2 separate regions of the Homo sapiens genome follow, and region 1 is linked to region 2. A link is a contact called in ENCODE Hi-C or POLR2A ChIA-PET data. All regions are on one chromosome and are shown on one strand. Each heading gives the region's core, a stretch centred on a gene start or an enhancer-like site at or near the end of the contact. The rest is flanking DNA. Distances are from core to core; before and after follow the strand shown.

Region 1 (3,300 bases), core at 343-2,842, 48 kb before region 2:
GATTGGAAAAAGTAACACTTCATAAGGGAACGTTTTAGTTTGTATTGATTTCAATTTTGCCAACTTTCTAGCATGTTCAGGATTCTTCCAGCAGCTTCTCAGACAGCATATCAGCTTCGGTTAGCTACTATTCAGACAATTGCATTTCATAATCAGCAATCAAAATTGTACTTTTCTGTTAAAGCTGTTAAAATATTCTTGCTTTTAAAAAAGCTGTTAAAAACACAATTGGAAAAGTCAGTGAAATGATCATTTGATATTTGATTATTCAGTGAATTAGTTTTAGGCAAATCGGACTGGCAGGCTGCAGAGGTGGCAACAGGCCAGAGGTCATTAGAGGACCAGGAAGCCACAGGAAGGTCACCTCGGCTACATTTTATAGCTCACAAAATGTTTTTACACACACACTACCCACTCCCCCCCCTCCACTGCCCCCATCACCCCGAGATGGAGTCTGTCGCCTAGGCTGGAGTGCAGTGGCACAATCTCGGCTCACTGCAACCTCTGCCTCCCGGGTTCAAGCAATTCTCCTGTCTCAGCTTCCCAAGTAGCTGGGATTACAGGCACCCGCCACCATGCCTGGCTAATTTTTGTATTTTTAGTAGAGACGGGGTTTCACCATGTTGGCCAGGCTGGTATTGAACTCCTGACCTTGTGATCCTCCTGCCTCAGCCTCCCAAAGTGCTGGGATTATAGGCGTGAGCCACTGCACACAGCCTATACACACACTTTTTTAAAAAAACTTTTTTATTTTGGGATTTTTTTTTTTTTAAGTTTTAGTCTTGCTCTGTCACCCAGGCTGGAGTGCAGTGGTGTGATCTTGGCTCACTGCAACCTCCGCCTCCCAGGTTCAAGCCATTCTCATGCCTCAGCCTCCCAAGTAGATGGGACTACAGGCGCCACCACACCTGGCTAAGTTTTGCACTTTTAGTAGAGACAGGGTTTCACCATGTTGGCTGGGCTTGTGTCGAATCCCTGACCTTAAGTGATCCTCCTGCCCTTGGCCTCCCAAAGTGCTGGGATTACAGGCTTGAGCCACCTCGCCCAGCCTGGAATAATTTTATATTCACAGAACAGTTGTAAAGAGATTGCAGAGAGTTCCTGAATTCGAACCCAAGTTCCAACCCTGCACCCAGCTGGCCCTAGTGCTACCATCTTACATAAGCACAATGCATCTGTCAACACTAAGAAATTAACACTGGTATGTTACTTTATTTAGAATTCCCTAGTTTTCCCATTAGTGGTGGGATTTTTTTTCTGTCCCAGGATCCTACCTTGCATTCAGTCATCATGCCTCTTGTAGTCTTCTCTCGTCTGTGACCATTTCTTAGATTTTCCTTGTTTTTCATTCCGTGGACAGTGTTGGGAAGGACTCGGTGTTTTGTAGAATGTCTGCTGATCTGGGTTTGTCTGATGTTTTCTCATGATTGTCTGGGATTACGGGTTTTGTGGAGTATAATGCAGAGGTAAAGTGCCTTGTCATCTCATCATATCATGGGAGGCGGGGGTAGTATTGTGGGAGGCAGGGGTATGTGAGAGCCGCCTGGCAAATCTTGCCTCTACCAGGGTGCTTAATGTTGTCACATGTTTGATTATCATAACCTGTAAAATAACTGGAAAAGTTAAGATTCTATTTTATCATTTCAATGATTTTTTTTTTTTTTAATTTTGAGATGGAGTCTCGCTCTGTCGCCTAGGCTGGAGTGCAGTGGCGCAATCTCAGCTCACTACAACCTCTGCCTCCCGGGTTCAAGCAATTCTCCTGCCTCAGCCTCCTGAGTAGCTGGGATTACAAGTGTGCACCACCATGCCTGGGTAATTTTTGTATTTTTAGTAGAGACGGAGTTTCACCATGTTGGCCAGGCTGGTCTTGAACTCCTGGCCTCAAGTGATCCGCCTGCCTGGGCCTCTCAAAGTGCTGGGATTACAGGAGTGAGCCACCACGCCAGCCTCAACAGATAATATTTTAGTGAGCAGTCATATATGCAGGCGTTGCTTAAATTGAAGTCATTCAGTATTAATGAGGAAGGTCAGATGAGATCCTGTACTTAAGGAGCTGGGAAACTGAGGATTCGAGAGTCTAAACAGCTTTACCCAATGTGGTCCAGGTTGTAGGTGGCAGAGCCAAAATTCAAACGCGTGTCTCACTTCAAAGGCTCTGTGTGTGTTTGTGTGTGTGTGTGTGTGTGTGTGTGTGTGTGTTTGCTTTTGCTCCATTGATTCCAAATAACAAAACAAAACCAAACAAAAACTTTGCTACAAAACCCTCACTCTGATCCTGATGCTATCTTAATTGTGATAAATGTGTTGTTTAATCTTCACAACAAACTCATGGAAAGGAACTATATGTAATCCCAGAGCTTTGGGAGGCCGAAGCGGGAGAACTGCTTGAGCCCAGGAGTTTGAGACCAGCCTGGAAAACGTAGTGAGACCTCATCTCTACAAAAAGTTTAAAAATTAACCAGGTCTGGTGGCATGTGCCTGTAGTCTCAGCTACTCTGGAGGCTGAGGTGGGAGGATTGCTTGAGCCCAGGAGTTCAAGGTTGCAGTGAGCTGTGATCGCACCACTGCATTCCAGCCTGGCCAACGGCATGAGATCCCTGTCTCAAACAAAACTAAACAAAACCAAAAGAAAAGGAACTACATATCCTTCCTTTTTCAGGTGAGGAAACTGAGCCTTTGAGTGGTTAAGGAACATGTTCAAGGTTATAAAGCTGGCGCATGGGCTGGGCGCAGTGGCTCATGCCTGTAATCCTAGCACTTTGGGAGGCCGAGGTGAGCAGATCACCTGAGGTTTCTACTAAAAATACAAAATTAGCCAGGTGTGGTGGTGCATGCCTGTAATCCCAGCTGCTCGGGAGGCTGAGGCAGGAGAATTGCTTGAACCCGGGAGACGGAGGTTGCAGTGAGCCAAGATTGCTGCATTGCACTCCAGCCTGGGCGATAAGAGAGAAACTCCATGACACACACACACACACACACACACACACACACACACACACAAAAGCTGGCACATGGCTGAGTTGGGACTGGAAACAGACTGCTGGGCTCGAGGGCCTGAGTTTTCTTCATCAGAACATCACACACATTTAAAAATGTTTTGAAAATGTATATGTTTATTTATATTGAGGTAAAATTTACAAAACATAAAATATACCACATTATGCAAAGCTGGAGGCCAATAAACAAAATATATGTAAAAAGAAGAAAAAAATTCAAAAAGAAAAACTATATTAAAGTGTACAATTCAATAGCTGTTAGTACACTGACAACGTTGTGCAACCACCACCTCTATTATCA
Region 2 (3,413 bases), core at 914-3,413:
TGCTGAGGAGAGCTTTACTTCCAAGTATGTGGTCAATTTTGGAATAGGTGTGGTGTGGTGCTGAAAAAAATGTATATTCTGTTGATTTGGGGTGGAGGGTTCTGTAGATGTCTATTAGGTCCGCTTGGTGCAGAGCTGAGTTCAATTCCTGGGTATCCTTGTTGACTTTCTGTCTCGTTGATCTGTCTAATGTTGACAGTGGGGTGTTAAAGTCTCCCATTATTAATGTGTGGGAGTCTAAGTCTCTTTGTAGGTCACTCAGGACTTGCTTTATGAATCTGGGTGCTCCTGTATTGGGTGCATATATATTTAGGATAGTTAGCTCTTCTTGTTGAATTGATCCCTTTACCATTATGTAATGGCCTTCTTTGTCTCTTTTGATCTTTGTTGGTTTAAAGTCTGTTTTATCTGAGACTAGGATTGCAACCCCTGCCTTTTTTTGTTTTCCATTTGCTTGGTAGATCTTCCTCCATCCCTTTATTTTGAGCCTATGTGTGTCTCTGCACGTGAGATGGGTTTCCTGAATACAGCACACTGATGGGTCTTGACTCTTTATCCAATTTGCCAGTCTGTGTCTTTTAATTGGAGCATTTAGTCCATTTACATTTAAGGTTAATATTGTTGTGTGTGAATTTGATCCTGTAATTATGATGTTAGCTGGTGATTTTGCTCGTTAGTTGATGCAGTTTCTTCCTAGTCTCGATGGTCTGTATATTTTGGCATGATTTTGCAGCGGCTGGTACCGGTTGTTCCTTTCCATGTTTAGCGCTTCCTTCAGGAGCTCTTTTAGGGCAGGCCTGGTGGTGACAAAATCTCTCAGCATTTGCTTGTCTGTAAAGTATTTTATTTCTCCTTCACTTATGAAGCTTAGTTTGGCTGGATATGAAATTCTGGGTTGAAAATTCTTTTCTTTAAGAATGTTGAATATTGGCCCCCACTCTCTTCTGGCTTGTAGGGTTTCTGCTGAGAGATCCGCTGTTAGTCTGATGGGTTTCCCTTTGAGGGTAACCCAACCTTTCTCTCTGGCTGCCCTTAACATTTTTTCCTTCATTTCAACTCTGGTGAATCTGACAATTATGTGTCTTGGAGTTGCTCTTCTCGAGGAGTATCTTTGTGGCATTCTCTGTATTTCCTGAATCTGAACGTTGGCCTGCCTTGCTAGATTGGGGAAGTTCTCCTGGATAATATCCTGCAGAGTGTTTTCCAACTTGGTTCCATTCTCCCCATCACTTTCAGGTATACCAATCAGACGTAGATTTGGTCTTTTCACATAGTCCCATATTTCTTGGAGGCTTTGCTCATTTCTTTTTATTCTTTTTTCTCTAAACTTCCCTTCTCGCTTCATTTCATTTATTTCATCTTCCATCGCTGATACCCTTTCTTCCAGTTGATTGCATCGGCTCCTGAGGCTTCTGCATTCTTCATGTAGTTCTCGAGCCTTGGTTTTCAGCTCCATCAGCTCCTTTAAGCACTTCTCTGTATTGGTTATTCTAGTTATACATTCTTCTAAATTTTTTTCAAAGTTTTCAACTTCTTTGCCTTTGGTTTGAATGTCCTCCCGTAGCTCAGAGTAATTTGATCGTCTGAAGCCTTCTTCTCTCAGCTGATCAAAGTCATTCTCCATCCAGCTTTGTTCCGTTGCTGGTGAGGAACTGCGTTCCTTTGGAGGAGGAGAGGCGCTCTGCGTTTTAGAGTTTCCAGTTTTTCTGTTCTGTTTTTTCCCCATCTTTGTGGTTTTATCTACTTTTGGTCTTTGATGATGGTGATGTACAGATGGGTTTTTGGTGTGGATGTCCATTCTGTTTGTTAGTTTTCCTTCTAACAGACAGGACCCTCAGCTGCAGGTCTGTTGGAATACCCTGCCGTGTGAGGTGTCAGTGTGCCCCTGCTGGGGGGTGCCTCCCAGTTAGGCTGCTCGGGGGTCAGGGGTCAGGGACCCACTTGAGGAGGCAGTCTGCCCGTTCTCAGATCTCCAGCTGCGTGCTGGGAGAACCACTGCTCTCTTCAAAGCTGTCAGACAGGGACATTTAAGTCTGCAGAGGTTACTGCTGTCTTTTTGTTTGTCTGTGCCCTGCCCCCAGAGGTGGAGCCTACAGAGGCAGGCAGGACTCCTTGAGCTGTGGTGGGCTGGGCCCAGTTGGAGCTTCCCGGCTGCTTTGTTTACCTAAGCAAGCCTGGGCAATGGCGGGCGCCCCTCCGCCAGCCTCACTGCCGCCTTGCAGTTTGATCTCAGACTGCTGTGCTAGCAATCAGCGAGACTCCGTGGGCGTAGGACCCTCCGAGCCAGGTGCCGGATATAATCTCGTGGTGCGCCGTTTTTTAAGCCCGTCCGAAAAGCGCAATATTCGGGTGGGAGTGACCCGATTTTCCAGGTGAGTCCGTCACCCCTTTCTTTGACTCAGAAAGGGAACTCCCTGACCCCTTGCGCTTCCCAAGTGAGGCAATGCCTCGCCCTGCTTCGGCTCACGCACGGTGCGCACACCCACTGACCCGCACCCACTGTCTGGCACTCCCTAGTGAGATGAACCCGGTACCTCAGATGGAAATGCAGAAATCACCCGTCTTCTGTGTCGCTCACGCTGGGAGCTGTAGACCGGAGCTGTTCCTATTCGGCCATCTTGGCTCCTCCACGTATCTGTTGATCCTTCCTTCCTCCCTCCTTCCTCCCTGTCTCCCTTCCTCCCTCCCTCCTTTCCTCCCTTTCTCCCTCCTTTCTTTCCTCCCTCCCTTCCTCCCTCCCTTCCTCCCTTCCTTCCTCCCTCCCTTCCTCCCTCTCTTCCTTCCTTTTTTGAGACAGGGTCTTGCTCTGTCGCCCAGACTGAAGTGCAGTGGCACAATCATGGCTCACTGCAGCCTTGAACTCTGGGACTCAGATGATTCTCCTGCCTCACCCTCCCGAGTAGCTGTGACTGCAGGCACATACCACCACACTTGGATAATTTTTTAAATTTTCTGTAGAGATGGAGTTTCATCATGTTGTCCAGGCTGGTCCCAAACTCCTGGGTTCAAGTGATCTGCCTGCCTTGGCGTCCCAAAGTACTCAGGTTACAGGCATGAGCCACCATGCCCGGCCTGATTCTTTTCTATGTATACATAATTTTATTTTTTTTAAGCAACTGTGCAGTGTGAGGGCTGATAGACTCTGTTGCAGGAGCTGGTGAAACAGTGGGAGACCAAGCAGGATTTTGCTCCTGTCTTCATGAGTCTGAAATCTAGTGACAGAGTAATGGGGCTCGTCAAAGATTTTTGGTAAACGACTAGATAGTAGATATTTTTGGCCTTGGGGAACAAAAAATGAAATTGTATTATGATGGCATCACTGTAACCCAGAGGGTGCCATGCAGCGGTGTGGAGCGAGGAGAGATCCATGTAAGTTTCCGTAGCAAATGCTTCACTTGGCTGTTGTAAAGTGC

What was found. Hi-C counts contacts between places; a loop is a spot of excess contacts on that map. ChIA-PET counts read pairs that join two places held with the same protein, here RNA polymerase II (POLR2A).
Region 1: POLR2A ChIA-PET joins it to region 2 with 14 read pairs in HepG2. The contact joins the promoter of ZNF217-AS1 here to the promoter of TSHZ2-AS1 in region 2. A Hi-C loop is called at or near these places in 1 of 168 maps with a recorded cell type or tissue (Caco-2). POLR2A ChIA-PET finds 5 or more read pairs at or near these places in 8 of 52 experiments (Caco-2, GM12878, H1 and 5 more).

The regions. Positions count from the first base shown.
Region 1 is chr20:53,551,062-53,554,361 of GRCh38, reverse strand. ZNF217-AS1 (ZNF217 antisense RNA 1) reads right to left here and starts at 1,592. Exons shown (of 6, transcript NR_110051.1): 1 at 1,275-1,592.
Region 2 is chr20:53,503,068-53,506,480 of GRCh38, reverse strand. It overlaps TSHZ2-AS1 (TSHZ2 antisense RNA 1), which reads left to right and starts at 2,163. Exons shown (of 6, transcript NR_187667.1): 1 at 2,163-2,372. RefSeq lists an enhancer at 1,761-2,411.